Linked DNA regions of Homo sapiens: region 2 is linked to region 1. Evidence: chromatin loops called from intact Hi-C (ENCODE). Cell type or tissue: chondrocyte. All regions are shown on one strand. Links, peaks and the distances in the headings refer to the core of each region. The heading gives the core; the rest is flanking DNA.

The links. Peaks named below come from ENCODE experiments on the same cell type or tissue, not always from the same donor. Only the 100,000 strongest peaks of a DNase experiment are listed, where the experiment ranks them.
Region 2: it touches region 1 in a loop (3-fold over the local background); 6 of 110 quality-filtered maps call a loop at or near these places.

What each region holds. Positions count from the first base shown.
Region 1 is chr20:33,448,725-33,464,922 of GRCh38, forward strand. No RefSeq gene overlaps it. Among named protein-coding and RNA genes, the nearest start is that of SNTA1, 13 kb to the left of the region's middle. RefSeq lists an enhancer at 8,478-8,567. In chondrocyte, for the core only: a CTCF peak has its summit at 8,647 (motif pointing right); no DNase peak of the experiment used is centred there.
Region 2 is chr20:34,060,233-34,076,430 of GRCh38, forward strand. RALY (RALY heterogeneous nuclear ribonucleoprotein) reads left to right here. Exons shown (of 10, transcript NM_016732.3): 3 at 11,834-12,098; 4 at 13,331-13,403; 5 at 13,587-13,634; 6 at 15,642-15,808. The coding sequence starts at 11,843. Among named protein-coding and RNA genes, the nearest start is that of MIR4755, 19 kb to the left of the region's middle. RefSeq lists an enhancer at 16,168-16,198. In chondrocyte, for the core only: CTCF peaks have their summits at 9,793 (motif pointing left) and 9,998; no DNase peak of the experiment used is centred there.

The DNA of each region.
Region 1 (16,198 bases), core at 5,219-13,218:
CTTTTTTCCATACTGCATTCTGAGTAATTTCTTCAGTGATATCTTCCAGTTTACTAATTCTTTCTTTAACTAGAACTAATCTACTGTTTATCCTATTCTTTGAATTTAAAATATCAATTGTTACTTTTTTATTTCTAGAAATTCTACTTTTTTTTTTTTTTTTTTTTTGAGACGGAGTCTCACTCTGTCACCCAGGCTGGAGTGCAGTGGCACAATCTCAGCTCACTGCAACCTCCACCTCCTGGATTCAAGCAATTCTCCTGCCTCAGCCTCCTGAGTAGCTGGGGTTAAAGGCGCATGCCACCACATCCAGCTAGTTTTGGGGTTTTTTTTGTTTGTTTGTTTGTTTGTTTGAGATGGAATCTCACACTGTTGCCCAAGCTGGAGTGCAGTGTCACGATCTCAGCTCACTGCAACCTCTGCCTCCCAGCTTCAAGGGATTCTCCTGCCTCAGCCTCTCAAATAGCTGGGATTACAGGCACCTGCCACCACGCCCAGCTAATTTTTTGTATTTTCAGTAGAGACAGGGTTTCACTATGTTGGCCAGGCTGGTCTCAAACTCCTGATCTCGTGATCCACCCACCTCGGCCTCCCAAAGTGCTGGGATTACAGGTGTGAGCCACCACGCCCTGCCATAATTTTTGTATTTTTAGTAGAGACAGGGTTTCACCATGTTGATCAGGCTAGTCTTGAACTCCTGACCTCATGATCCGCCTGCCTCAGCCTCCCAAAGTGCTGGGATTACAGGCATAAGCCACCATGCCCGGCCCTACTTTTTTTTCCACATCTGTCTGATTATGTTTATAGTATCTTTTTTTTTTTTTGAGACAGAGTCTTGCTCTGTCCCCCAGGCTGGAGTGCAATGGCGTGATCTTGGCTCACTGCAACCTCCACCTCCCGGGTTCAAGTGATTCTCTTGCCTCAGCCTCCCAAGTTATCTGGGATTACAAGTGCCCACAACCACCCCCGGCTAATTTTTTGTATTTTTAGTAGAGACGGGGGTTTTGCCATCTTGGCCAGGCTGGTCTCGAACTCCTGACCGCAGGTGATCCACCCGCCTCAGCCTCCCAAAGTGCTGGGATTACAGGCGTGAGCCACCATAACTGGCATAGTCTCTCTATTCTTTACCCATGCTTTTGATACCCTTTTGAAATGTATTTAAACCTATGAATTGTACTTATTTTATATTATCTATATAGTAGTTCTTTTTTGTTTTTATTTTATTTATTTATTTATTTTTGAGGCAGGGTCTCACTCTGACGCCCAGGCTGGAGTGCAATGGCATGATCTCAGCTCACTGCAACCTCCACCTCCCAGGTTCAAGCGATTCTTCTGCCCCAGGCTCCCAAGTAGCTGGGATTACAGACATGTGCCACCACTCGCAACTAATTTTTTGAATTTTTAGTGGAGACGGGGTTTCACCATGTTGGCCAGGCTGGTCTCGAACTCCTGACCTCAAATGATCCACCCGCCTCGGCCTCCCAAAGTGTTGGGATTAAAGGTGTGAGCCACCGCGCCCAGCCTCTTTTTGTTTTTAAAGAGACGGGGCTTGCTTTGTGATGCAGACTGGAGTACAGTGGCATGATCCTAGCTTCCTGCAGCCTCTAACTCCTGGGCTCAAGACAGGCGAGCCCCAAATTGGGCCTTAGCCTGGGAAAGTTCTTGGCTTCTCCCAGGAAATAATTCAAAGGTGAGCCAGTGGTATCAGACAGCAACTTTTATTGAAGCAGCAGCGTACAGCAGCAGCAGAGGGACTGCCCTTGCAGAGGAGGGTTAACACACAGGCAGTGTGCCCAGAAGAGTTTCATATGGGCTGGGGGCAGCTGTATTTATACCCACTTTTTTTTTTTTTGAGACGGAATCTGGCCCTGTTGCCCAGGTTGGAGTACAGTGGCATGATCTTGGCTCACTGCAGCCTCTACCCCACTGATTCCAGAGATTCTCCTGCCTCAGCCTCCCAAGTAGCTGGGATTACAGGTGTGTGCCACCACACCTGGTTCATTTTTTTGTATTTTTAGTAGAGATGGAGTTTCACTATGTTGGCCATGAACTCCTGACTTCAGGCGATCTGCCCGCCTCAGCCTCCCAAAGTGCTAGGATTACAGACGTGAGCCACCCCGCCCGGCCTAGACCCACTTTTAATTATACACAAATTAAGAGGCAAGTTATTCAGAACGTTCTGGAAAATGGACAGTTTCTGGAACCATATAAGGTAACTTCTGGGCCATTGCCATGGCCATTGCCAGAGCCTTTCTAAACTATCATGGCACTAGTGGGAGTGTCTTTATGCAAATGAGCAGTGAGGGCAACTAGCGGTCACTTTAGTCACCATCTGCTGATTTTGGCTGGCGTCTTCACTGCACCCTGGATTGACCAGTTTCTGCTCTGATCAGCGGGATGGTGACCAGTCATAACCAGTGCTTGGAAAACAAATCTTGCTGATCTACCTCAAAATTCCTGGGTTCAAGCTATCCTCCTGCCTCAGCCTCCCAAAGCACTGGGATTACAGGCATGAGCCTATATAGTAATTCTGATTCTGAAGTGTTGGTGGCTCTTTTTACTTTTTCTTTTTTAAAATTTGTTTTAATTGGCCGGGCGCGGTGGCTCATGCCTGTAATCCCAGCACTTTGGGAGGCCGAGGCAGGCGGATCACAAGGTCAGGAGATCGAAACCATCCTGGCTAACACAGTGAAACCCCATCTCTACTAAAAATACAAAAAATTAGCCAGGCGTGGTGGCAGGCGCCTGTGGTCCCCGCTACTCTGGAGGCTGAGGCAGGAGAATGGTGTGAACCCGGGAGGCAGAGGTTGCAGTGAGCCGAGATTGTACCACTGCACTCCAGCCTGGGCGAAAGAGCGAGACTCCATCTAAAAAAAAAAAAAAAAAATTTGTTTTAATTTACTTTAAATAGAAACGGGGTCCCACTATGTTGCCCAGGCTGGTCTGGAACTCCTGGACTCAAGCCATCCTCCCACCTTGGCCTCCCAAAGTCCCAAGATTACAGGCATGAGCCACTGAGCCCAGCCTTTTTCTTAAAGCAATAAAAGAATGGCTACTCCATAGACAGCAGCTGGTGGATCTTTTTTCTTCATTACACATGTGTAATCTTGTCAACTACACAGTTTATATGCATTCTTTGAGGTCTGGTATGAAGTAGGTTCTATTCCTTCAGAGAGGATTTGTGGGTACTTCTGTCAGATGCCTGATGGGACAGCCAACCTAAGAGTGCTTTCAGGGCCGGGCGTGGTCGCTCACGCCTATAATCCCAGCACTTTGGGAGGCCAAGGCAGGTGGATCATGAGGTCAGGAGTTTGAGACCAGCCTGACCAACATGGTGAAACACAGTCTTTACTAAAAATACAAAACTTAGCCGGGCATGATGGTGCGTGTCTGTCATCCCAGCTACTCAGGAGGCTGAGACAGGAGAATCACTTGAACCCGGAAAGCGGAGCTTGCACTGACCTGAGATCGCGACACTGCACTCCAGCCTGGGTGACAGAGCAAGACTCTGTCTCAAAAAAAGAGTGCTTTCAGTACTTAGCATGAGGCCAGTCACGGTGGCTCACACCTGTAATCTCAGCACTTTAGGAGGCCAAGGCAGGCAGATCACCTGAGGTCAGGAGTTTGAGACCAGCCTGGCCAACATGATGAAACCCCGTCTCTACCAAAAATAAAAAATTAGCCGGGCGTGGTGGTGAATGCCTGTAATCCCAGCTACTTGGGAGGTTGAGGCAGAAGAATCGCTCGGACCTGGGAGGCGGAGGTTGCAATGAGCAGAGATCATGCCACTATACTCCAGCCAGGTCATCAAGAGCGAAATGCCGTCTCAAAAAATAAAATAAAATAAAATATTTTAGCACGGGATCTTTTGATTCACACAAAGAGTAGAAATACAGGTTGCAATCCCATGTGAGGTTACGAATTCTCAGAGATGCTTTCCCCCTCTGCCCACCATGTTCACGATGGAGAAATTTCTTTGCTGGTGCCCTCTGCAAGATTTTTGCAGTCCGCTCTTTCTTTCTTTTTTTTTTTTTTTTTTGAGATGAAATCTTGCTCTGTTGCCCAGGCTGGAGTGCAATGGCGTGATCTCGGCTCACTGCAACCTCCGCCTCCTGGGTTCAAGTGATTCTCCTGCCTCAGCTTCCTGAGTAGCTGGGATTATAGGCACCCACCACCACGCCTGAGTAATTTTTTACTTTTGGTAGAGGTGGGGTGTCACCATGCTGGCCAGGCTGGTCTCAAACTCCCGACCTCAGGCGATCTGCCTGCCTTGGCCTTCCAAAGTGCTAGGATTACAGGTGTAAGCCACCACACCCGGCCCAGTCCACTCTTTCAATGAGGATGCAGGCTTTCCAGACCCTGGCTTTATGTGGGGGTCACCTAACAGCTTTTTCACCCTGGGTGGGCCCTGGGTTTCTCTCTTGCCCCATAATTCCAAATGTGCATCAAAACTGAAGCTTTGTGGCCGGGCGGAGTGGCTCACACCTATAATCCCAGCACTTTGGGAGGCTGAGGTGGGTGGATCACGAGCTCAGGTGATCAAGACCATCCTGAACTGGGTTTCAACATGGTGAAACCCAGTCTCTACTAAAAATACAAAAATTAGCTCGGTATAGTGGTGCCTGCCTGTAATCCCAGCTACTCGGGAGGCTGAGGCATGAGAATCGCTTGAACCCAACAGGCAGAGGTTGCAGTGAGTCGAGATAACGCTGCTGCACTCCAGCCTGGGTGACAGAACGAGACTCTGTCTCAAAAAAAAAAAAAAAAAAAAGGCCGGGCTCAGTGGCTCACACCTGTAATCCCAGCATTTCAGGAGGCCGAGGCGGGCGGATCATAAGGTCAGGAGATCGAGACCATCCTGGCTAACAAGGTGAAATCCTGTCTCTACTAAAAAATACAAAAAATTAGCCGGGCGTGGTGGCAGGCGCCTGTAGTCCCAGCTACTTGGGAGGCTGAGGCAGGAGAATGGCCTGAAACCAGGAGGCAGAGCTTGCAGTGAGCAGAGATCGTGCCACTGCACTCCAGCCTGGGTGACAGAGTGAGACTCTGTCTCAAAAAAAAAAAAAACTGAAGCTTCTTGGCTGGGCACAGTGGCTCGTGCCTGCAATCCCAACACTTTGGGAGACTGAGGCTGGTGGATCACCTGAGGTCAGGAATTCAAGACCCACCTGGCTGATATGGTGAAACCATGTCTCTACTAAAAATAAAAAATTAGCCAGGCATGGGGGCACGCAGCTGTAATTCCAGCTACTCAAGAGGCTGAGGCAGGAGAATCACCTGAACTTAGGAGGCAGTGGTTGCAGTGAGCCAAGATCGAGCCACCACCACACTCCAGCCTGGGCGGCAGAGCAAGACTCTGTCTCAAAAATAAATAAATAAATAATTTTTAAAAATGATAAAACTGTAAAGAAATTGTTTTTAAGAAAAACAAAAAGTTAGCCAGTCATGGTGCTGTGCACCTTGTAGCCCTAGCTATCCAAGAGGCTGAGGCCAATTGATTGAGCTTGAGAATAAAAGAGTTCGAGGCTGCAGTGAGCTATGATCACACCGCTGCAGTCTAGACTGGGTGACAGAGTGAGACTGTGTCTCTTAAAAAAAAAAAAAATTAGGGCTGGGCACGGTGGCTCAAGCCTGTAATCCCAGCACTTTGGGAGGCCGAGGCAGGCGGATCACGAGGTCAGGAGATCAAGACCAGCCTGGCTAACATGGCAAAACCCCATCTCTACTAAAAATACAAAAAATTAGCCGGGCGTGGTGGCAGGTACCTGTAGTCCCAGCTACTCGGGAGGCTGAGGCAGGAGAATGGCATGAACCCGGGAGGCGGAGCTTGCAGTGAGTCAAGATCGCACCACTGTACTACAGCCTGGGCGACAGAGCGAGACTCCATCTCAAAAAAAAAAAAAAATTAGGCCGGGCACGGTGACTCACACCTGTAATCCCAGCACTTTGGGAGGCTGAGGCAGGCAGATCACTGAGATCAGGAGTTCGAGACCAGCCTGGCCAACATGCTGAAACCTCATCTCTACTAAAAATACAAAAAGTTAGCTGGGCGCGGTAGCATGCCTGTAGTCCCAGCTACTCAGGAGGCTGAGGTAGCAGAATCACTTGAACCCAGGAGGCAGAAGTTGCAGTGAGCCAAGATTGCACCACTGCACTCCAGCCTGGCGACAGAGCAAGACTCTGTCTCAAAAAAAAAAATGAAGTTGTTCACAGGGCAGGTGGTGGTGACCTGAACTAGAAAGGTGACTGCAGTGGGGATGGAAAGGGCTAAATATAATTAAGAGGTATTAAGGAGGTAAGATTGCTAAGCCTTGCTGATGGCTTGCGTGAAGGAGATTAAGGAGAGTCAATGACATATGGAAGATATTTAAAGTGTGTGACAGTCTTAAGATAACCTATAGGAAGAGAGCATAGAGAAAGAAGAAAAATGGGCCATGTGCTGAGCCCTGGAGTAGATACAAAGCTGAAGAGGAGAGAGCAAGCATAGACAAACCAGCTCTGGAAGCAGCACACTCGCTGTAGTGAGGGGTGTATAGGATGGTGATTAACAAGTTTTCCACTTAAACCAGACATGAATCCTGGGCCTGCAATTCTGGCCCCACAGCAAGAAAATCAACCTTGTTGGGTGATGGTGATGCTTCAAACTGGGCTCTGATGATGCTCAATTAGGGAGGAGTAAGACACTTCCAGAGATTAGAAGCACAGGGGCCCGTACGCCATGGCTCACGCCTGTAATCCCAGCACTTTGGGAGGCCAAAGCGGGTGGATCACCTGAGGTTAGGAGTTCGAGACCAGCCTGACCAAAATGGTGAAACCCTGTCTTTACTAAAAATACAAAAATTAGCTGGGCATGGTTGCGGGCAGCTGTAATCCCAGCTACTCAGGAGGCTGAGGCAGGAGAATCTCTTGAACCCAGGAGGTGGAGGTTGCAGTGAGCCCAGATCTTCCCATTGCACTCCACTCCAGCCTGGGCAACAGAGAGACTCCTTCTCAAATAAAAAAAAAGAAGAAGAAGAAGAGGAAACACAGGGGATAGAAACCAGGGCAAAGGGTTTGGCTTTTTCTTTTTTTTTCACCCTCGAGACAGAGTCTTGCTCTGTCACCCAGGCTGTAGCGCAGTGGCCCGATCTTGGCTCACCGTAACCTCTGCCTCCTGGGTTCAAGCGATTCTCCTGCTTCAGCCTCCCGAGTAGCTGGGATTACAGGTGCGTCCCAGCACGCCGGCTAATTTTTGTATTTTTAGTTAAGACAGGGTTTCACCATGTTGGCCAGGCTGGTCTCAAACTCCTGACCTCATGATCCGCCCACCTTGGCCTCCCAAACTGTTGGGATTATAGGCATGAGCCACCCGGCCGGTTTTTTTTTTTTTTTTTTTTTTTTTTTTTGAGACAGGGTCTCACTCTGTTTCTTTTTTGTTTATTTCTTTGTTTTTGGAGAAGGGGGTCTCAATCCATCACCCAGGCTGGAGTGCAGTCGTGCAATCATGGCTCACTGCAACCTCCACCTCCCAGACTCAAGTGATCCTCCCACCTCAGCCTCCTGACTAGCTGTGATTACCAGTGTGCACCAATTTTTTTTTTCCCGTAGAGACAGGGTTTCACCATGTTGCCCAGGCTAGTTTGGAACTCCTGAGTTCATTTGATCCACCTACCTCAGCCTCCCAAAGTGCTGGGATTACAGGGGTGAGCCACCACACCCTGCAGGGTTTGGCTTTTTGGCTGGAGATGGTGAAAGGCCAGGCTTTTTCTTTTTTTTTCACCCTCGAGACAGAGTCTTGCTCTGTCACCCAGGCTGTAGCGCAGTGGCCCGATCTTGGCTCACCGTAACCTCTGCCTCCTGGGTTCAAGCGATTCTCCTGCTTCAGCCTCCCGAGTAGCTGGGATTACAGGTGCGTCCCAGCACGCCGGCTAATTTTTGTATTTTTAGTTAAGACAGGGTTTCACCATGTTGGCCAGGCTGGTCTCAAACTCCTGACCTCATGATCCGCCCACCTTGGCCTCCCAAACTGTTGGGATTATAGGCATGAGCCACCCGGCCGGTTTTTTTTTTTTTTTTTTTTTTTTTTTTTGAGACAGGGTCTCACTCTGTTTCTTTTTTGTTTATTTCTTTGTTTTTGGAGAAGGGGGTCTCAATCCATCACCCAGGCTGGAGTGCAGTCGTGCAATCATGGCTCACTGCAACCTCCACCTCCCAGACTCAAGTGATCCTCCCACCTCAGCCTCCTGACTAGCTGTGATTACCAGTGTGCACCAATTTTTTTTTTCCCGTAGAGACAGGGTTTCACCATGTTGCCCAGGCTAGTTTGGAACTCCTGAGTTCATTTGATCCACCTACCTCAGCCTCCCAAAGTGCTGGGATTACAGGGGTGAGCCACCACACCCTGCAGGGTTTGGCTTTTTGGCTGGAGATGGTGAAAGGCCAGGAAGATGTTATCCTTGGCAGAGAAAGATTCAGAGTCATGGTCTAGGAACTTTTAGTCCCAATCCAGAATTTCATGAGGGAGGAACCAGAGGCCCAAGAGGAGGTATCCCCAGCCATGTCCTTCCCACCCTTGTATTGGTCACTCACAAAAGACACTTGCTGCGCTGAAGACAGGCTGAAGATTTCGCATCCAGGCGCCACCTCTGACAGATGCCAGGAGGGGGCAGCAGAGAGCCAGGGTCGCAAGGTCCTAGCAGGTGCCATGAGCCCTGCAAGTGGGAAGGTGGGAATAGGATGGGAAGCTGGGCTCCTTGAGGTTGTCACTTTTTGTTTGTCAGTTTGGTTTTGGTTTCTGAGGCAGAGTCTCACTCTGTCACCCAGGCTGAAGCATAGTAGCACAGCCACAGCTCACATGCAGCTTCGAACTCCTGGGTTCAAGTGATCCTCCCATCTCAGCCTCCCAGGTAGCCCACCACCAGGCCTGGCTATTTTTCTTTTTTTTTTTTTTTTTTAAGACGGAGTCTCACTCTTTCACCCAGGCTGGAGTGCAGTGGTGCTATCTTGGCTCACTGCAACCTCCGCCTTCCGGGTTCAAACGATTCTCCTGCCTCAGCCTCCCGAGCAACTGGGATTACAGGTGCCTGCCACTAGGCCCAGCTAATTTTTGTATTTTTAGTAGAGACAGGGTTTCACCATGTTGGTCAGGCTGGTCTCCAACTCCTGACCTTAGGATCCGCCCACCTTGGCCTCCCAAAGTGCTGGAATTACAGGCTTGAGCCACCGCACCCAGCCCAGGCCTGGCTATTTTTCTTTAATTTTCCGTAGAGATGGAGTCTCGCTGTGTTGCCCAGGCTGAGATTGTCACTTTCAAAGCATGTTTTTCCCTTCTCCATGTGAGGATTACACAACCATTTCACACATAATACCGATAATAATAATTATTATCACCATTATTATATCAGTCACCATTTAATGGGCCCCTCCCATCTCTGCATCCCAACCCTCCAGAGTCACAGACTGAACCAATGGAAAGAGAACCAGTGTGAGGGTGGGCACAGTGGCTCATGCCTGTAATCCCAGCACTTTGGGAGGTCAAGAAGGGTGGATCATTTGAGGTCAGGAGTTCGAGACCAACCTGGCCAACATGATGAAAACATGTCTTGGCTGGGCGCAGTGGCTCAGGCCTATAGTCCCAGCACACTGGGAGCCTGAGGCAGGTGGATCACAAGGTCAAGAAATCGAGACCATCCTGGCCAACATGGTGAAACCCTGTCTCTGCTAAAAATACAAAAATTAGGCCAGTCGCGGTGGCTCACGCCTGTAATCCCAGAACTTTGGGAGGCCGAGGTGGGCGGATCAGGAGGTCAGGAGATCAAGACCATCCTGGCTAACATGGTGAAACCCCATCTCTACTTAAAAAAAATACAAAAAATTAGCCGGGCGTGGTGGCGGGCACCTGCAGTCCCAGCTACTCGGGAGGCTGAGGCAGGAGAATGGCTTGAACCCAGGAGGCGGAGCTTGCAGTGAGCCGAGATCGCGCCACTGCACTCCAGCCTGGGCGACAGAGTGAGACTCCGTCTCAAAAAAAAAAAAACAAAAATTAGCTGGGCATGGTGGCATGTGACTGTAGTCCCAGCTACTCAGGAGGCTGAGGCAGGAGAATCGCTAGAACCCGGGAGGCGGAGGTTGCAGTAAGCAGAGATCGCGCCACTGCACTCCAGCCTGGCGACAGAGCGAGACTCGTCTCTTTTTTTTTGAGACTGAATTTCGCTGTTTTTGCCGAGGCAGGAGTATGATGGCTCGATCTCGGGTCACTGCAACCTCCGCCTCCCAGGTTCAAGCAATTCTCCTGCCTCAGCCTCCTGAGTAGCTAGGATTACAGGTGCATGCCACCATGCCCGGCTCATTTTTTGTATTTTTAGTAGAAATGGGGTTTCATCATGTTGGCCAGGCTGGTCTCGAACTCCTGACCTCAGGTGATCCACCTGCCTTGGCCTCCCAAAGTGCTGGGATTACAGGCATGAGCCACTGTGCCTGGCTGAGACTTTGTAAAAAAAAAAAAAAAAAAAAAACACACGGTGTGGGGGTCAGACCAAGGGTATCAAACCCTGATTTTCCCACGGCCTCATCATGTGACCTCAAACAGGTAACAGGTCACTTCCTCGCTGTCTCACTTTTCTCATCTGTAAAATGAGGATAATAAAACAAAAGACTGGAGGGTTCTGAAAGCACTAAATTGGCCTTGTGTAAGCAAAGTACCTGGCACATGAGAGACTCCATGAACTTCAGTTCCTTCCCCTGGCTTTATTTTAGTTATTTGTTTGTTTGTTTGCTTTTCTACTCCACAATAGAGGTAATGGACTGTTTTTATTTAAACAAATGTTAAAATGTCATTTAACAGATATTCACTGTCACTGTGTCCCTGGTCCTGTCCTTGGTACTGGTAACATAGAGTGGCATCCCAGGTGAGCAGGAAGCAGGGAGGCACCCCCTGTGCAAGGGCGATCCCCACCGAGACTAGGGTCTGCCTATCTGGATTAAGAGCCACGATTCCAAATTCCTGCTGCCTTGCCACTCACTATGTGATAGATAATAATGTTTTGTGATCCTAAACATGTCAAAATGGAGTCACTTATGACAAGTGACTCAGCCTACAGTTAAACTGCTGACCTCTCAAAGTGTACGGTGGACAGAGGGGATAACACCTGCTGTGGTCAGGCACCCCCAAGACCTAACAAGAAAGAGAAGCCACAGGGCAGCTGAGATAATGGCTATGGAGACTCTTGCAGAGGGCCATGAACACCGCAATAAACTGACCATCACGGGGCGTCATGGCTCATACCTGTAACCCCAACATTTTGGAAGGATGAAGTAAGGAGATTGCTTGAACCCAGCAGTTCAAGATAAGCCTGGCAACATAGGGAGACCTCATCTCTACAAAAACTTTAAAAAGTTGGCCAGGCACGGTGGCTCACGCCTGTAATACCAGCACTTTGGGAGGCCAAGGCAGGCGGTCACTTGAGGTCAGGAGTTCGAGACCATCCTGGCCAACATGGTGAAACCCCATCTCTGCTAAAAATACCAAAAAAAATTAGCCGGGCATGGTGGCACATGCCTGTAGTCCCAGCTACTCGGGAGGGTGAGGCAGGAAAATCGCTTGAACCCAGGAAGCAGAGGTTGCAGTGAGCCAAGATCGTGCCACTGCACTCCAGCCTGGGTGATAGAGCAAGACTCAGTCTCTGAAAAAAAAAAAAAAAAAAAGCTAGGCGGTGTACGCCGGTAGTCCCAGCTACCCCTGAGGCTGAGGTGGGAGGATCACGTGAGCTAGGGAGGATGAGGCTGCAGTAAGCCGTGATGATGCCTCTGCACTCCAGCCTGGGTAACACAGCGAGACCCTGTCTCAAAAAAGAAAGAAAAGAAAAAGAAACTGGCCATGGCAGAGATGCCTGTGGGAGCTCTACCAGTGAGAACTCTGAGGCCTCTTTTCCATCAGGCAACCCTCCGAAGCTCTGCTGGGAGAAGAGCCTCGGCCCCCCCACCCCTTCAGCCCCCCAACCCTTGTTGGCATTCTGAGGGAAAACAGTCAGCACAGTCATCCCAGAGCTACTGGAGCTACTCCCTGTGGCTTGTTCCTCCTCTCTCATTACTGCCTATGTGTTGGTGTGAAAGCCTCTCAATAAACCATGAATTTGTAAACATTTAATTGGCCATTGAGTCATCACAAAACTTCCCTCCCACCCCCACCTCCCAATCAGAGTTAGCATAACTAGGCTGATTCGCACCTGACACAAACACAAAGCCTATGTGATTGCTGGGCGTGGTGGCTCACATTTGTGAGTGAGGAACCATCTCTACAAAAGATCAGAAATTAGCCAAGCGTGGTGGCGTGCACCTGTAGTCCCAGATATTCAGGGGGCCAAGGTGAGAGGATCGCTTGAGCCCAGGAGATCAAGGGTGCAGTGAGCCTTGATGCAGCCCCTGCACTACTCCAGCCTAGGTAACAGAGTGAGACCCTGTGTCCAAAAAAAAAAAAGACTATGTGATCTTGGGCAGGCAACTCTCTCTCTCTGAGCCTCAATTAGATCATTTGGAAGATGGAATCATTATAGTACCTAGAGGATCAGTGTGACACTTAAATGTGACAGTAGGCCAGGCCCAGTGGCTCACACCTGTAATCCCAGCACTTTGGGAGGCCTAGGTGGGCAGATCACCTGAGGTCAGGAGTTCAAGACAGCCTGGCCAACATGGCGAAACCCTGTCTCTATTAAAAATACAAAATTAGGGCCGGGCACGGTGGCTCACACCTGTAATCCCAGCACTTTGGGAGGCCAGGACGGGCAGATCACGAGGTCAGGAGATCGAGATCATCCTGGCTAACATGGTGAAACCCCATCTCTACTTAAAAAAAATACAAAAAATTAGCCAGGCGTGGTGGCGGACACCTGCAGTCCCAGCTACTCGGGAGGCTGAGGCAGGAGAATGGCGTGAACCTAGGAGGCGGAGCTTGCCGTGAGCCAAGATCGTGCCACTGCACTCCAGCCTGGGTGACCGAGCGAGACTCCGTCTCCAAAAAAAAAAAAAAAACAAAATTAGGCAGGGCGAGGTGGCTCACGTCTATAATCCCAGCACTTTGGGAGGCCAAGGCAGACGGATCACGAGGTCAGGAGTTCGAGACCAGCCTCGCCAACATGGTGAAACCCCCTCTCTACTAAAAATACAAAAACTAGCTGGACATGGTGGCAGGTGCCTGTAATCCCAGCTACTCAGAAGGCTAAGGCAGGAAAATTGCTTGAAGCTGGCAGGCGGAGGTTACAGTGAGCCGAGATCATGCCATTGCACTCCAGCCTGGGTGACAGAGTGAGACTCCATCTCAAAAAATAATAATAATAAATAAATAAATGTGACAGTGCACTAGCAAATGCTTTGCATCATGCCTAGCACATAGTAAGTGTAGTAAGTGCTCAGTAAATTCAAAAACAAAACAGTGTTAGCTTCCCTGGAAGTTACTTCTCCCCTGGCAGCCCTTACTGCTTACTCAGGTCACCAATAACCCTCTTCAGATTACCAAAGCAGCCTGGCATTAGAGAGGAGGCAAAAACCCAGCATCTGAAGGCTGAAATTGCATCCCAGCTCCACCAACTACCAGCTGTGTGGCCTTGGGCAGTCAGCCTCTCTGTACTTTAGTTTCCTATGTGAAAAATTGGGATCAGAATAGTAGCTGCCTCTTAGGCTTGTTGTGAGGATTAAATAAGAGCACAGAACGGGCACAATACATGTTCAAGTCATTATTACTGTTATTATTATTACTACAACTACTACTGCTGTACTTTCTTCCACACCCACCCTGGTACCAATTCCTACAGATTCAACCTCCTAAAAGCCTCTCAAAGCAGTCTCTGGCCTCCATTTCCCAGGCCTGGCCCTTCCTATCATTTCATGCCTCTATTAGGGGCTCCTTAAAACAGATTGTCAGGTTTGGTGTGGTGGCCTGAGCCTGTAATCCCAGCTGCTCAGGAGGCTGAGACAGGAGAATGGCTTGAACCTGGGAGGTGGAGGTTGAAGTGAGCCGAGATCACGCCACTGCACTCCAGCCTGGGCAACGCAGCGAGGCTCCATCTCAAAAGCAACGACAACAGGTCACCAGTCCCCACCCCAGAGTTACTGATTCAGTGGCTCTGCAGCAGCCTGAGAATGTGTATTTTTAGCAAGTTCCCAGGCGATGACCATGCTGTCAGTCCAAGAGTCACACTTTGACAACCTCTGCTTCTGAGCTCTGCCCAATTTCTCTCATGAGCTCTGCCCAATTTCTCTTTACTCATCTAACCCTTCTCCAGGCTGGTGGCCTCAGGGCTGGGGGGATTCTGTGGGTGGAGATCAGTCAAGGATAGTCAGAGGCTGGGATTGTGAAAAGGGGTTGGCCTCTGGCTCCAGGTTTTGTTCTTCACCCTGGAATCTGCTGCTTTGTACCAGCCAAAGTCAGGGTGCTCCTAGGGCCTGAAAATCCTACACCCTGGTTACACACACACACACACGCAAACACACACACTCCTCCCCTATTATTTACTCCAAAAGTCCCATGCACATGCATGACCCTGGGGTGGTCCCCTCCAAGCCCCCCTACCCTGCCCCACGCAGGCCAGAGCTCACCCACCCTCAGGATTCATCGCTGACGGCCCTGCATCCCTTTCCTCACAGATGTTTCACTTACCCTATTCTCTGCTCTGAAATTCCCTCAAAAGCATTCACTAGTAATTTTTCTAAATCACAGTAATTACCTCATTACTTTGATATTAATAGACTTCGCTTGGCAGCAAGGAGCCAGTTGAAAGGTGCCCAGGCTCTGTGTGTGGGGAGGGATTCCTGGAGGCAGCCCCACGTGAGTGCTGGCCGGGCTGCAGCCCTGTGTCTCACCCTGGCCTGCTTGCCTCCCCAGCCTGCCTGGGCTCTCATGTGCTCTTCCCCAAGTCAGGGAAAATCTTTGAACCACCCACTTCTGAGAAATGGTGAAAGAGAGAAGGAAGGAAGAAACGAAAGACACAGGAAAGGGGCCAGGAGCAGTGGCTCACCCCTATAATCCCAGCACTTTGGCAGGCGAAGGTGGGAGGATTGCTTGAGCTCAGGACTTCGAGACCAACCTGGGTAACACAGTGAAACCCTGTCTCTACAAAAAAATCAAAAATTAGCTGGGCCTGGTGGTGCACACCTGTAGTCTTAGCTACTCAGGAGGCTGAGGTGGGAGGATCTCTTGACCCCAGGAGGCAGAGGTTGCAGTGAGCCGAGATTGCATCACTACACTCCACATTGGGTGACAGTAAGAGACCCTGTCTCTTTTTTTTTTTTTTTTTTGAGAGAGAGTCTCACTCTGTCACCCAGGCTAAAGTGCAGTGGCACCATCTCAGCTCACTGTAAATTCCACCTCCCAGATTCAAGTGATTCTTGAGCCTCAGCCTCCTGAGTAGCTGGGATTACAGGTGCATGCCACTACACCTGGCTAATTATTGTATTTTGAGTAGAGGCACAGTTTCACCATGTTGGCCAGGCTGGTCTTAAACTTCTGACCTCGGGTGATCCACCCACCTCGGCCTCCTAAAATGCTTGGATTACAGGCGTGAGCCACCGCACCCAGCCCAAGAGACCCTGTCTCAAAAAAAAAAAAAAAGGCTGGGCATGGTTGCTCATACCCGCATACCTGTAATCCCTGCACTTTGGGAGACTGAGGCAGGCAGATCACTTGTGGTCAGGAGTTCAAAACCAGGCTGACCAACATGGCAAAACCCTGTCTCTACCAAAAATACAAAAGTTATCTGGGCATGGTGGCAGGCGTCTGTAATCCCAGTACATGAGAGGCTGAGGCAGGAGAATCACTTGAACCCAGGAGGCGGAGGTTGCAGTGAGCCAAGATCGTGCCACTGCACTCCAGCCTGGGCAACACAGAGACTTCATCTTGAAAGGAAGAAGGAAGGAAAGCTGGGCACTATGGCTCATGCCTGTAATCCCAGCACTTTGGGAGGCCGAAGCAGGCAGATCACGAGGTCAGGAGATCGAGACCATCCCGGCTAACACGGTGAAACCTGTTTCTACTAAAAATACAAAAAATTAGCCAGGTGTGGTGGCAAGTACCTGTAGTCCCAGCTACATGGGAGGCTGAGGTAGGAGAATCACTTGAACCCGGGAGGCGGAGGTTACAGTGACCTGAGATCGTGCCACTGCACTCCAGCCTCGGCGACAGAGAGAGAGAGAGAGAGAAACAGAGAGAAAGAAAGGAAGGAAAGAAAGC
Region 2 (16,198 bases), core at 5,492-13,491, 610 kb after region 1:
TCCAACAACAACAATAATAATTGAGGTTGAGCATCCGTAAGTTGAAAATCCAAAATTCTCCAAAATTGGAAACTTTCTGAGTGCCAACATCACATTCAAAGGAAACGCTCATTGGAGCATTTCAGATTAGGGATGCTCAGCCAGTTAAGTATCTGCAGATATTCCAAAATCTATAATCTGAAATGCTTCTTGTCCCAAGCATTTGGATAAGGAATACTTAACCTGTAGCAGCAGGAGCTAATATATTCGCATGCTTTCTGATGTGCTGGACACTATTCTGAATGCTTACATGAATTATTTTATCCTCTAACAACCCTAGAGATATGTATTGCTATTTCCATCTTACAGGTAAGATAGACACTTCCCAAAAGGTCATGTCAGCCAGTTCAGTAACAGAGTGAAGGCATTTGGTTTCAGGTATCTCCTGACGACATTCCATGTCCTGTCACACAGGAGTAAGGATTCAGGCTTTGGCTCCTGCTTGATGTCAAGCCATGTATTTAACTCCTACACACAGCAAGCTTTACCTCTCTGTATACTGTGTCATATGACCCACTCAGCTCTGAGTTATGCTGAAAGAAAACACTACATAAGCTCAAAGCAAAAAGCAGTTTTGTACACTGATGAAAATTTGACGACGCACATGGAAGATTGAAGGTGCACTAATTGTGCCTTTGAGCACTGGTTAAGAGCTACTCAATTTGCCCAGTCATAGTCTTAGGTAAGTACAGTAGCATTCAGGAATGAATCTGGTGTCCATTCCTCTCAGCTCCCTAGATGGAGAGAGAAGACTGGTTTGTAAACAGCCATGATAAAAGACAGAAAATGAGAAAACCTTTTCTTCTCCCTTTGACCTTCCTGGCTGGTTTCCTGGTGTTTGTCAAAGTATGGAGAGAGGGTCTGGAATACCAGACTCTTCAGGAATATACCCCCAGGCTTCAGGAAAGTGGTTCCAGCCCCCCATTAAGCCTAGATTGTCTTCCCTTGCAGGATGTAGCATGACGTAGAGCAGAGACCAAGATAAAGCACCATTAGAAGTGTTTGGTGGCAAGTCCTTAGTCTCCCTATCCCCTTCTCTCTTAAGAGAGAGACAAGAAAAGGAAAAAAATTGGATAGTTTTTTGTAAATTAGTCTGACACCAATGTCTAAAAACAATCAGGCTGAAGGACTTGGAAAGAAATGAAGTAAACTTCATGTTTTCTTTGCTTTGGTTTCATAGAAGTTCACAGTTGGGCAAGAGTGGCTTAGAGCTGTGTTACTCAAAGTGAAGTTTAAAAAGCAAAACAAAAGAAAAAAACTGGTTCTTCACCACAAATAGTTTTGAGAAGTACTGACTTATTTAGTTAGTGTGACAGTGTGAAAAATAACCTAAGTCTTTTGATTATGAGATTAATAATACCTGCCTCAGAGTACTGTTTTGGGGATTATTTGATGGTAAATAATATTTTGAGTACTTAAGATTGGCCTACTGCTATGCACTGTATGTGTATTATTTAATCTTCTCCACAATTCTGTAGTAAGTTTTCTGAAACTTTGGATAGGTTATAGGACTTGCCAGAGGTCAAAGGTGTGGTAAGTAAGCAAGTAGGTAGAATTTGAATGGGAGTTATGTGGCATGTTCTGTGTAAGGAGCCTGTTCCACATGAGGGCTCCCTTGTCACTGTACTTTCTCTGTATCACTAATGGTAAAGATCTGCTTTCTTTTTCTATCACTGACCCTAACTTACTTTGTTACCTTGGGCAAGTCCCTTTCTCTGAGACTTAATTTTTCTTATTTACCCTCAAGGATATGCCACATGACCTAGGTTTTTATTCCCTAGATCATGCAGCATATCCTAGGAACCAGGGACTTTATTCATCTCTGGTTCCACAGCACCTAGCTAGATAGGCCTGGCATATCCTAGGAACCAGGGACTTTATTCATCTCTGGTTCCACAGCACCTAGCTAGATAGGCCTGGCATATAATGAGTATTCAGTACTGAGGCCATTGGTTACTCTAGAGGATCTGTAAGGCTCCTTTTACTCTCTACTTTCTCTGAACATCCTACATACTTTATTCTCTGCCTTCCCCACCCTTCCTCAACATCATATTTTCTACCTAGTTCATAGGACAGCATGACCTTATTTCCTTATGTCTGCCTGTCATAAGCAGTCTTGATCCTGCATACTTTCAGACAGCCCACATGATACCTATGTTTTTATTTGTCTGTGAAATGTGACTAGGATAAACCACCAGGGATAACACAAATTAAGGGGTAGAAGGGGCCTGCTCACAAAATCAGAAGAACACTCTTATTCCATTCCTACCCAGTTGGGCCTGGGCCTATGGCAGCCCTGCCAGGCCTGAGTAATGGCCATAGCCTGGAGCAGGGTTTTCCTTGAGCTCCATCGGGGTTTCCAGTAATTGGAACATGGCACCTTCCAACTTGTAATGGATGGCAAAACAAGAGGGGCATTTGTCACTGCCTGACTTCCCTGTGGGAAAGAGGCTCATAAGTCACAGCTGACAAACCCTTTGATGACTTTTAAACTTCATTTACAGAACAGAATAGCTATAATCAACCAACAGCAAGCAGTGACTAATCTTGCCACATTATCAGTGTGAGGAGCCAACTCTTAAGGCATAGGAATGGGGCGGGGGCCATCCCCAAAGCTCACAGCAAGTGCTGATTGGCTCTTGGACTTGAGAGTATGCCTTCAGCTAGGCCCTGTGAGTTTATGCTCAAAGGATCAGTGTTAGGAGGTAGAGGAAGAAACTGACCTCCAGGCAGATACAGGGCATGCCCAGTTTTGAAGCCATTCTGGGCCAAGATTATGAGACCAGCTCTGGTCTCGCACATATTCATCCTACCTCTGTCATTTCCTGGCTTGAGCAAGACCAGACACCAAGCTTTGGTTTCATCGTATGTGAAATGGTCACAACATGTATCATCACTATCTCATAGCAGAAGGCTTAGTGCAGTTCCTGGGATGTAAGTACTCCACAAGTATTGATGATGGTTATCATGATCACATGTTTGGGCCTGGAGTACCTTTTGTGGTCACATGGTTTAAAACCTAGGTCATATGGCATGTCAGCAAAGCCAAGACCATTCTTCCTGTGGATGGGGGCTCAGTGGGAGCAATCTAGTGGAATGGGAATAACACAGGCTTTAGAATCAGACAAGCCCTTGGGTCTTTCGGTCCAAAGCATGCAACTTAATGTGACTGTAGACAAATTAAGCTGTTTCTGAGTCTCAGTTGTATCTGTAGAGTGCAGATGATACTACATATCTCATTAGATTGTGATCAGGATTACAAGAGATTATGCCTGTAAAGCTTTCAACTCAGTGCCTGGTATAAAGTTCTACATATTAAATTGTATGTTCCCTTTTTGTTCTCCCTCAAGGCAAGAATAAGTATGCATCTATCCAGGGAAGCAGGAGACAGCAGTGAAGACATTCTTGTATTTCAAACTTCTATTTCCAGCTCTATGTACAGGAGGAAGAGGAGAATAAGGGGATCAAAGAGGAGAAAGGGATACATTTTGTATATTGTTCCTCCCTCCTGCCAGGCCTCTTCTGGTGTCACTACCCAATGGGAATTCCTCTTAAACACTCTCCCTTTTGGTAGAGCCTTCCGTGCTGCTCCTACCCCTTCTCTGATCTCTCAGACTACTTTGCTTGGGGAGTAGACCATCTCAGGGCACGTGTGCCTTGTGGCCATGGTAGATGTCGCCTGCTGGATTGGGATTTGCTTGAGGTCCCAGACCAACCGCTGGATAAATAAATAAATAAATGATTGGTTAGTTAGTTATTTGATAATACCTGGCCCATAATTAGCTCCGTGTTTGGATATTTATAATTACAATCAGATGGATAAGTCTGTGTTTGGATGACTTATTTGGCAAAAAATAAAGAGGTTGACAATCATTTGTAGGTCTTCAATTCTAACTCAGTATCGGGGATTATAGGCATAAGTTACCTACCCATCCCTCCTTAACTTGTCCCCTTCCTGGAACTATGAAGGGGAGCTTGTCGCAGATGGTAAGCCTCAGCCTAAGGCCACAGACAAGAGTAGAGTTAGTGTTCAAGATGCAGGGAGGGTGGGATTATATACCCAGAGCATGCTATGGGGAGATAACTGAGGCCTGCCTTCTGTTTCTGCTTTGGGGTATCCTCTCAGGGCCCATTAGATATGGATACCAATGTCAGTAGTATAGGACCGCGCAGTACAGTTGAGGGGTGAGAATGACTCAGCAAAGCTGGAACCCCTCTTGGCTGGTGGTTCCGTCCTCTCCCAGCCCCATTCAGTAGTGGTTTGACAGGAATGGGGCAGGGACACCTTTGTGAAGTTTCTAGGTTTGGTTGCAGATACTAGGACAAGGGAGAGCATGCATAGGCTCCCTACTCCCTACCCCCAACTCCCTTACTCTCAGGCAAAGTGTGATGCACAGGGAGATGACATAGTAAAGAACATACCATCTTAGGGCTGGGATGTGGAGGAGCTAGAGTGCCAGGCTAGGTTCATCTGTTTTCATAGAGCATTTGGGTTATCCAGTTTCTTAATACCTGCTAGTCCCACCCATTATACTAGCACTTTACTCATATTATCTCCAGTTCTTATCCTAATTCTGGGAGGTTGGTATAATTTCCGTTTTGCAGTTGAGGACTCTGAGGCCCAGCAAGTGAAAGGATATGGCCACAGTTACAGTTTCAAGTGATAGGTCTCGGATTGGAACTCAGTCCTGTCGGACTCTAGGGCCTGAGCTATTTTTGCTATTTCATGTGCATTTGTCCTTTGTTACTAAGAAATCGTTTTTAAAAAACAGGTTCCCAGAGAGGGGGCTTCTTGAAAAGCAAGTAGAGCAGAAGACTGGTGAGCACGGTGTTTCCCAGCATCTCCACAGTGCCAGCACAGAGGAGGACACTCAAGAAATGTTTGTTAAGTGAGTGAAGGAGATAGGAAGTGGGTAATAATAGAAATTGGCATAATCCATATTCTTTGATAGTACATTACAGATGCAACAGAGCGCTTTCACATCAATTAGCCTATTTGATTCTTGTATCAGACCTGAAAGGTAATCAGGGAAGAGATTATTTCTGTTTTCGGATTAAAGACAAGAAGGCCTAGGGAAGTTAAATGACTTGTTGCAGGTCACATGACTAAGAACAGCAGAGCCAAGGCCAAGCCTTCTGGACCTGTAGCCTGCACTGCTTACACTTCACCCATCCAGGAGCTTTTGCTGTTTGACATGCAGGGAGCTGACTCATGAGAGTGGGAATGGTCAGGAACTAAAGAGCATTCCTTGGGAAATTAGTCCTGTCTGGCCAGTAACAATCATTTGGGCACTGCTAATGAACCAGGGCTTGGCCAGTTTAATGAGATTAATAGATGTTCTGTCATCCCTGGCCGCCTGGTAAAAGCAGGAGCCTCTGGACCAAGGAGGCCCTGGACACTGATGAGTCTAATTGCTTGACTTTCTCCAGAAATAGTCTTCCCATCACTAGTAGCTGTTTTCCTTCTGAACCACCCGGATGTCCCCAGGGTTATCTAAGGGCAGAGAGCTGGCCACAGGCTGCTGTGACCCTCATCCCCATGCAGGAGAATAAGGCCAGAGGGGTCCAGCAGGACTGAACCAAGACAGAGACTATAAATAGCATTGGGGGCATCAAGACCTAAAGCAGCAGCTCCTCCCTTGAAATGAGTATTTCAGGAGGAAGAGATTTAGTGCTGGGGAGGATTTACAGAGTTCTCTGAGTGCCTGAGACTAGACTTGATCTGATAGGATTTGGAGCACATGAGGGGTGACATGGCAGAGTTTTAGAGTGTTAAGACAGCCATTGAGACAGTGGAATGGAGAGTGTCGAGTAAGAAGCCTTGATTCAGGACCCCTAGCTACACTCCCCTCACCAGCTGGTTGACCTTAAGTAAGTCACTTATCTTTGCTGATCCTCTTTTTTTTTTTTTTTTTTTCATTTATAAAATGGGGCGGGATGGGTGCAGTGGCTTATGCCTGTAATCCCAGCAGTTTGGGAAGCAAAGGAGGGTGGATCAGGAGTTCGAGACCAGCCTGACTAGCATGGTGAAACCCCGTCTCTACTAAAAATACAAAAATTAGCTGGCTGTGGTGGCGGGCACCTGTAGTACCAGCTACTCAGGAGGCTGAGGCAGAAGAATTGCTTGAACCCGGGAAGCGGAGGTTGCAGTGAGCCAAGATCGTGCCATTGTACTCCAGCCTGGGCAACAGATGTCTGGTGAGAGCCCTCTTACAGTTTCATGGACAACCATCTTTTCACTGTGTTCGCACATGATAGAAGACACAAAGTAGCTCTCTGGGCCTCTTATTTGTTTATTTTGTAGAGATGGGGTCTCATGATGTAGCCTAGGCTGGTCTCCAACTCCAGGCCTCAAAGGATCCTCCCATCTTGGCTTCCCAAAGTGCTGGGATTACTTGCGTGAGCCACTTCCTGGCCTGGGGCTCTTTTTTTTTTTAAAGGTATTAAACTCATTCTTGAGGTCTTTCCCTTCCCTTTGGGACCTCATCACTCCCAAAGCCCCACTTCCTAATACCATCACATTAGGGATTAGGTTTCAACACACAGATTTGGTGGAGGAGGCACATTCATACCATAAGAGATATAAACTGGCTTTGTTCACTAAAATTCTGTACAACTGTGAGGAATTGTAGTAGAAAAGGGAAAGGGTGAGGACCAAGGAGAGCGTGTGTGGCTGACTCAAGGTAACATAATCTTGCCAGGGAAGTCAGAACCCAAGGCATCCCTGTGCCATGTGCAATCTTGCCCCTGCAGGTGCCTGTTTTTGAGGTCCTGATTCCAGTTCTGGCTTTGCTCTATTAACCAGTTACCTTGCTTCTCTGAACCTATCTCAGTTTCCCTATGTCAAACACCTCCTCACAGGGCTGTTGTGAGGGTTAAATACTGTAATACTGTGCAGCATTCAGTAATTAGTGGCCGTCCTTTTCTTTTTTTCTTTTTTTGACGGAAAGTCTCGCTCTGTCGCCTAGGCTGGAGTGCAGTGGCGGTGATCAAACAGTTCTCCTGCCTCAGCCTCCCAAGTAGCTGGGATTACAGACATCTGCCACCATGCCCGGCTAATTTTTTTTTTTTTAAAGTAGAGACGGGGTTTCACCATGTTAGCTAGGCTGGTCCTGAACTCCTAACCTCAAGTGATCCACCTGCCTTGGCCTCCCAAAGTGCTGGGATTATGGGCGTGAGCCACTGTGCCCAGCCAGTGGCTGTTGTTACTGTGACGGCTCTCTGGGTGTCTCATTTACCCAAAGATCAGAGGTACCTTTTAGGGCTTTTCTACCTTTGCAAACCCCTGCCACTTTTCTCCATGTTCAGGCTTGTTTTTTGTTGAATTTGTTTTTGCCACATTTCTTCTACTCTTACTAGCCTGGAGAAGCAGGCCCATCCCTTTGAGCCGTAAATTGCATTTCAAAGCCTGTTTCACTAGTGGATTTTAATTAGCTTAAAAGGCCCAGCTTTTATGCAGCAATTGTTTCTCCTGCAGGTAAAGGTGAAGGCACTTATTGGGGAGCCAGTCCCCAGTTTTCTCAAACGTAGCTTTTTTCTTTTTTCTTTTTTTTTTTTTTTTGAGACACTGTGCTCTCTCCCAGCTCCTCAGTGTCCTGGGGGCCTGTCTCTTACCAGCCCCAAATGAAAAATGGAATATAAGGACCCTAGACTTAGCGTCAGAAGACCCATGGGGTAATCTTGTCTCTGCTACTCACTAGCTGTAGCATCCTGGCCAAGTTTTTACTGTGGGTAAAACTTCTCTTCTGTTCTTCCGAGTAAGAGCATTTATAAGCTCCATGTGCACACAGGTCTCTGCTCATCTGACATTGCAGAAGTCTCTAGGAATAAATTTGCTTCTCTCCTTTCCCCCAGCCACCAAGAACAATCCTTCTACCCACCTCTCCTCAGCTCATTGCTAAACCTAGGACCCCTGGGGGCTGCAGACACCTTGCTCTCAATTACACAGCTAATCTGTGAGGCAGAGCTTGGCCCAGGGCAGGAAATAGCTTACCAAGTGAAGTAGCTCCTGCTGAATGGATGTCAATATTTTCTAGGGCTGCCACTCTAAGCTAGGGGGTACCTTGAAAAGCATAGGAAGAATTGGGTGGGAGGGATTGAGTTGGTCTGTGGAAGTGGGTGTTTGGTTGAAAGATTAGAAAATGGTATCTGGGACCTCTGCCCTAGTGGTCCTAACCACTTAAGGCAGCCCACAGCTAGACCTTCTGACCACCTCCTGGGACATATGTTTAACCACTCCCTCCCTAACATTGATTGAACACTTACTGTGCCCCGAGTTTTGTCAGGCCTGCCCTATAACATTTGCAGGGCAGAGTAATAAGAGTACAAATAGAGACCCATGTACCATATGTTTAAACATTTGAAGGTTCTGAATGAAGCTAATAAATTGTGATGTTCCCAACAACCTGGAATACCATGTCTTAATTTAGAATTCTTGGACTCATTAGGATTCTGTACTTGAACCTGGCAGTTCAGGGAGACCTAGCCTGGCTCTACCTCCTTTTCATTCCCTTTCCCACCTCTATCCCTCACTTAGAGGAGCCTCATCAACATGTGTGTGGTCACTCAAGCCTTTGCACACCCCCACAGATACCTGTCTCCTTGGGCTGAGGGAGTCCACACAACTGTAGCACATCCCACTTTCCAAAGGAGTGTACAGGGCATGAAAGTGGATAGGGGGCTGTTTAGACGAGGAGCTCAAGAGGTTGGGTACCTAGCGCATGCCATAGGTGAGCATTTCTCCTTTTAACTGCAGATTTCTCACCCAGAGCAGCATTTGCAACCACATACATACACTTCCCAAGTCTCTCCTCTACAGATCAGAAAACTGATCTTCATATGCCATGGCTTCTGGCTGCCCCTCCTTGGCATTATACAGAATGTGTTCCACTGTGACCTTTACCCTCATCTAGAATGGGGTTCGCAGATGGCAGTATTGGAATAAAGAGGTGCAAGCCAGTGTAATTACAAGATCTTGTGAAGGGCTTTAGGGTTTGCAAAGTCCTTTTATGTACATCATTCCAAACCCCAAGGAATGAGAGAAAAGACTGGCAGGGCCAAACCTTAAAAACTTGGCTCACCAGTCAAGGTGAGTCCTGATCTCGTCACAATACCACGAACAGCTGTTCAGCAAATGCTTCCTGCTCAGTGGTGCTTGTGGCTCCCAGTAGAGGTCACTCTTTGTATCTCTATCCACACCCCAGGCTTGGTTGACTCCCTCTAGCCAAAGCAGGTGGCTTCTCCCTAGGCCAAAACTATAGCACTTTGAGCTGAACCACCTAGGAGAGAATCATCTGATGCCCACACAGGGGCCCTATTAACTTCTTGTATACCCGTGGATAGACAAGGAATTAACCCTTGAATGGCTTGTCATCCATGTAGGAGAGGGACTGTCAGCGAGAACTGTGAGGAATGGCAAGCCCATGGGAAAAACATGTATTGAGCATTTCCTGCCTCGTATGCACAGTGTGTTACTACCTTTGTGTCCCTCACTGCCTGATAAGTGTAGATGAGTGGAACCAAAGGCAAACTGAGTAACAAGAGTCTGTCTCTTTCCAAGTCAGTTCCAAAGCTGGCACCAGCCCCTTCATCAGTAGCAGTGATGGGACCCTCTCAGCCCCTTTCCTTTATCTGAGATAATGCACTGCTGACTCTAGTATATCCATTGGGTTCACTTTAAGCCTAACCCTGGGAGCAGTTTCTTCCCAAGTTGGGCTCACGTCCAGCCTATGATTCCCTTGTAAACAGTACCACCTGCTGGTCAGAACGTGCCAGCTTCCAGGCTGGGAGGATTTAAGAGAAAAAGAGTCTCTTATCCCCTAGTGGGATAAGAGATACAGATGTATCTTTTCCAGTTCACTGAAAAGAAGTCCCCCCAAAATATTAGGTAAATAGGTTGGCAGACTGATGAAAGTTTTTATATATGCTATTTGGAGTCTTTTATCACCTGAAATGGCCTTAAGGTTAGGTTACTGAGATAGGAGGGTTCCAAAAGGGAGTGGCATCAACCTGTACCAATGAGCAGAAGACTGGGCCGGGAACTGCCAAGGCTTAACTTGAGGCTTTTCCTACTGAAATTGAGCTTCTCTCCTTTCCCCTTTCCTCTTGGAGCCTATGCCCAGCCGTAAACTGTACGGGAAAAATTTGTACAGCCCTTTGGGGTAAAAGACCTGGCCAGAATATAGAGAGCAAAGGGTAGGTGCAGTCTCATCTCTAAGCCAAACAGAACAAAATTTGAACGAGTTAGTATTAATATGGGTAACTAAAAAATAAATTTATTAAAAATAATTCTCAGGTGAATGTGCTGACTTTCTGTGGTATCTAAATTGGCTTTAGCTCTGGGAAGCAAAATGATAAAGTTGAAAGAAATAGACTTTAGTGACAGACTGACCTGTGTTCGAATGCTCATTACTAGTAAGTTAATGAACTTGTCAATCAGTTTCTGGTAAAATATGAGTAATCATGACATTAACTTGTGGGATCTTGGGATTATTCAGTATTGTATACCACCCTTAGCCACAGCGAGTGCCTGGTGAGGCTTTGTGTTAGTCCATTCTTGCACTGTTATAAAGAAATACCTGAGACTGGGTAATTTATAATGAAAAGTTTAATTGGTTCACAGTTCTGCAGGCCGTACAGGCTTCTGCTTCTTGGGAGGCCTCAGGAAATTTACAATCATAGTGGAAGGCGACGGGGAAGTAGACACGTCTTCATATGGCCAGGGCAGGAGGAAAAGAGACAGTGGGAGGTGCTACACACGTCTAAACACCAGATCTCACGAGCAGTCACTCACTATCATGAGAGCAGCACCAAGGGGGAAATGCATGATTTCAGTCACCATGATCCAGTCACCTCCCACCAGGCCCCACCTCCAGCACTGGGGATTACAATTAGACATGAGATTTGGGCGGGGACACAAATTCAAACCATTATCGGGCTTAGCTAGCATACCCTTTTCAAAATGGTTGGTAGCAATTCAGACAGGTCTGTGTCTGGATCAGACTAAGCAGTTTTCTTTTCTTTTCTTTTTTTTTTTTAGACAGAGTCTGGCTCTGTCGCCCAGGCTGGAGTGCAGTGGCTTACTGCAACCTCCACCTCCTGGGTTCAAGCAATTTTCCTGCCTCAGCCTCCCGAGTAGCTGGGATTACAGGTACCCGCCACCACGCCTGGCTAATTTTTTGTATTTTTAGTAGAGACGGGGTTTCGCCATGTTGGCCAGGCTGGTTTCGAACTCCTGACCTTAGGTGATGCACCCGTCTCGGCCTCCAAAGTGCTGGGATTACAGTTGTGAGCCACCATGCCCGGCCCCTGCAATTTTCATCATATGGTGGTGGTCTAGAGTAAACATCACTTGCAAATACCATGTGACCATGGTTCTACATTGAAGATCTTCAAATTTAGATCCTGAATGGGATAACATTTGAGATGAGCATTAAAGGAGTAGACTCAAAAGAATTAGAGTCAAGCAGATCAGGGGGTCAGATCCCAGCCCTGCCATTCACTAACATTGTGGTCTCTCTGAATGTGAGATTTCTCCCTTGTAAAATGTTGTGGTTCTGCATATCATGTGAGTAACAAATGAGGGAATGTATGTAAAGCACCTGGCATGAGGTCAGCAGCCAATATGTGGCAACTCTTGGTAATATGACAAGAAAACAAGATGCAGGAACAGGTAGGCTGGATGCTATAAGGGTTAAGGAAGGTAAGAGGCAATTCATTTATCCAGGATATGGGCCGTGGGCAGTCCTTGAGCCCAGCCCAGGGACCCAGCTTCACCGAGGCTCTTTTTCTTCAGGTGGGCACCATGTCCTTGAAGCTTCAGGCAAGCAATGTAACCAACAAGAATGACCCCAAGTCCATCAACTCTCGAGTCTTCATTGGAAACCTCAACACAGCTCTGGTGAAGAAATCAGATGTGGAGACCATCTTCTCTAAGTATGGCCGTGTGGCCGGCTGTTCTGTGCACAAGGGCTATGCCTTTGTTCAGTACTCCAATGAGCGCCATGCCCGGGCAGCTGTGCTGGGAGAGAATGGGCGGGTGCTGGCCGGGCAGACCCTGGGTAAGCCTCTCTTCACTATATTCTCCTAGTATTCTCTAGAATAGCTGCTATCACTATCCAGTTCTCAACCCCCTTCTCTCTTTCTCTCACCGCTACCACTGCTCTGAGATTTTATAAATTTATAAGCTATGTTTAAGTTTTAAATAGTTATAAAATTAATCCCTATAGGGAAGAATTTTAGAAGCCTCTGGAAAACACTTCTGACCTGTCTCTGCTTTCTCAGAGCTTCTTAGTGACAGGCTTTACAGTTCCAGTTAAAATGCAGATTCTCCAGAGAAAGAGAACAGAGTGGCCTAGAACAGCCTGTTACACCGGGTACAGATGACTTAGGTTAGAACCCTTTCTGAGAGCGAGCAGGAGGGCCTGAGAGCACAAGGACAGTGTGAATACGCTTGGTTTTGGTGTCATGTCCATGTGATATGACTATGCTAGTGGTCTCTCTTGAAGTATGTACAGTGTTCATGCATGTGCATTTACTCCTGTGTATATGTGTATGTTTGAAAAGGGGTATCTGTATGTGTTTTTTCCTGAACAAGAAGTATATGGATTGACTGAACATGTGGAGATATGTGGACACAACCCTTGTATGTATAGATGTAGTGTGTGTGTGTGTGTGTGTGTGTGTGTGTGAGAGAGAGAACATATTTGAATGTGTCAGCAGATATACATATATTCATTTACCAGGTATTTATTGAGACCTTTTCATGTAGTAAGGACTATTCTAGGCATGAAGGTGTTTGGTAGAACATCCATGTGAATGTGCATTGGCTCATTTGCATGTGGGTAGTTGTCTATACTGAGTGTACTTGAGAATACACGTTACCTGTGTGTGAGTTTCTTACCTGGATATGTGAATGTATGTGTGAGTGTGGCTCTGTGTATGCGTTCCCATGTACCTGATGTGTTACGCATTTACATGAGTGTATTTGAGAATGCATATAGGAATATTCGACGTGTGTGTGTGGTGGGGCGGGGGGGAGGACATGTTTATGAGCATGCCTGGATGGATCTGAAAGTGTATGGACATATAAACAGGCATATCCATGTGATACCTGGATATGAATCTAATGTTTGAAGATTAGATGTATGAAGACCTTTGTTGGCACCATCAGTGAGCAGAATCCATGTGTATACCGTGTAAGCACATGAATTGCTGTGCGTGTGCATGAGGTTGATGTGTGTGGGCACACTGTCATGTTAGCATTCCAACTCTGCCTTCTCCCTCCACACAGACATCAACATGGCTGGAGAGCCTAAGCCTGACAGACCCAAGGGGCTAAAGAGAGCAGCATCTGCCATATACAGGTGGGGCTGTCTGACTGTCTGTCTGTCTGGTGGGATGACTCTCTCTTTCCACAGAGGGAGTAAATGCTGGTGTGACAGTGTGCTGAATCTAGAACTTGGGGAGGTGTCTGGAGATGAGGGCCTGTGGAAAGTGGGCTGAGTGGCCGTCCCTAAGCTCCAGCCCTCTCCCCTTTGTTTCCCCAGTGGCTACATCTTTGACTATGATTACTACCGGGACGACTTCTACGACAGGTGAGCAGGGGAGGGGCGTGCCCAGGCATGAAACAGCCAAGCTGGAAGGGTCTTGAGAGATTGTTGGTGCAGCCCACTGAGTTCTCCAAATGAGAACCAAAACCCAGAGGTTTGCCTGGGGTTGCTCCACCAGTCGGTAGCAGAGCTGAGACTGGGGTCCTGTGCTGCAGGTGCTCAGGCCAGAGCTCCTACCACCATACAACACTGTCTGCCATGCTAACTGCCCTTTTTCCTTCTTGTCCTTGGGTGAGGCTCAAGGAGACCGTACAGCCAAGAGCTATGTAAGTGTGGCTAGTTGGAATACACAACAGGGTACAGCGCTGGTTGCAGGGAGTTTGAGCCCTTCCCTCTGTGAGGTGCCCAAGCAGCTGGTAGGAGCCCCAGAGCTCAGTCTAAGCTTCTTGGGTTTATATTTAGAGACAAGAGGCCAGCAGCCATTTGGAAGTCTAATTAGTCCCTGGCGGGCTGTGGTCTACCCTGCACTCCCAAGCCCTACCCAGACTCCAGCCCAGAGGCTGTGGGCTCCCACTACAACAGCACTAGCCACATTCTTGAGTAGAAATCATGGTAGATACTAACTCAAATCTCTCCTCCTCCCTGCTTCTCTCCCTCTGTCCAGCTTAGCCCACCCCAGGCAGCCCAAGAAGAACAGTGCCTCTCTGAGCATGAGTCGTCCGCCCCCATCCCCACCCCGCCCCTGTGAGTCGTTTCAGGAGACAGTGTGGTGTAGTGGAAAGTGTCTTAGCCTGGGGGTCAGAAGATTTAGATGCTAATCTCAGCTCTGCCACTGAATGGATTATGTGATCTTGGGCAAATTCCCTTCCCAGTTTGTGAAATGGGCTTGCACCAAGTGATCTCTCCAGGCTCCTCCAGCTCTGGGATTCTGTGGTTCAGTGATTCTGACCAAGGCCAGAGCCGTTCCCTCCCCTTGGGGGCAGAAATGCAGGGTCTGGGATCGGATCCATTCCCAGAGACTCTCCATCTGCAGCCATCACCACCTCCAGGAAGGGGCTCCCTGAACAAAGGAGCCCCAAGGAATGGGGCTTTTGCCCAGTGATGGCAGGTTTCCTGGCCGTTGTCAGGAAAATTGACCCAAAGTTTACCCCCTGGGCTGCGATTCCCTGAAAAAGGTGGCAGCAACAGATGTCAGAGAGACCACTTCTCAGCCTACTGAGTTTCTGCCTGGTCAGCTGGAAAGGAAGCCCTCCTAGAGAGGGCTTGGAGATGACTTTGGTTGGGGGCAGTGCACAGCCTGGGAGCCCTGGGGGGGTCTGATTGAGCTGCCCAACCTTGATACTCTACCAAGCCCCTGGCCTTTGTCTCTGGAATGGAGCACGAAGGATGTGGTGATTAAGGAGGTCAAGTAAGGAAAGGGCTTAGAGTTCAGTCTTATGCCTCTGAGGTCATGGGTTCGTGAATTGAGGGTCTCAGTACCCTGACCTTTCATCTATTACACGTTCTAAAGTGTGTTTTTAACCGAATTCTTTCATGCTGTGCCCTTGGGTGGACACTGAATGTGGATAGCCATCCTCATTTGGCATATGGGGAAACTGAGGCTCAGGTAGGCTCAGTTGACCCCCACTCCCATACCTCTCTATTCCTAGCTGGGGATTTGTGCTGCTTTGAGATTTGCAAACTCTGAGCAGAGGTTGGGGTGGCAGTTGACCAAGCAGAAGCCAGGTCATGTAATAGAGCAGGCCTGGGTGCCAGGGGACCTAGGGATGTCTCCTCTTTTGAATGGGGTATAACTGCTACCACCTGATGCCTTGCCTGCCCTTACTGGGCCTGGATGGTTGGAGAGGTTGTAGTGAGGTAGTGAGGATCCCAACAGCCATCAGGGTCCGGCAAGCCCTTCCTCTTCACTCCAGGGCTTGCTAGGAGCCAGCAGAGGTGTGTAGTGCAGGCCTCCCAGCCCCTCACCAGCCACACACGTTTGTAGCCGGAGCTGCAATACCGCCCTGGTGGCCACAAGCCATGCTGCAGCCTCTGGCCCATCTGCCCTCACAGGCTCTTCGACTACCGGGGCCGTCTGTCGCCCGTGCCAGTGCCCAGGGCGGTCCCTGTGAAGCGACCCCGGGTCACAGTCCCTTTGGTCCGGCGTGTCAAAACTAACGTACCTGTCAAGCTCTTTGCCCGCTCCACAGCTGTCACCACCAGCTCAGCCAAGATCAAGTGTGAGTGACTGTATCATATTCCTAAGTAATTTGCATTTTTATCATTAGCAAAATAATAGAATCACATTTTTTACATTGGAACATAGATAAAACAACAAGTCTTCCACAGTTCTGCTGCTCTAACACAGCCAAGTATTTTCATGCATTTCTAAGAGGAAACAGCTGATGTTTTAGGAGGAGGGGTTGTGTTGGGCACAGAGAGTCCAGTGCTGGATATGGTGCCCAGTGAAGAAATGGTGCCATCTTTCCTCTAGTAAGGATAAGGACAGGTCTACCCAGGCCCATTACTCCACATTCACTCTGGTACACACATGCTGCTTAACTAATCACCCAGGAATTCAGATTCCAAAAGACACATGTTCTTGCTCAGGTGCACACAGAAGAGCACAC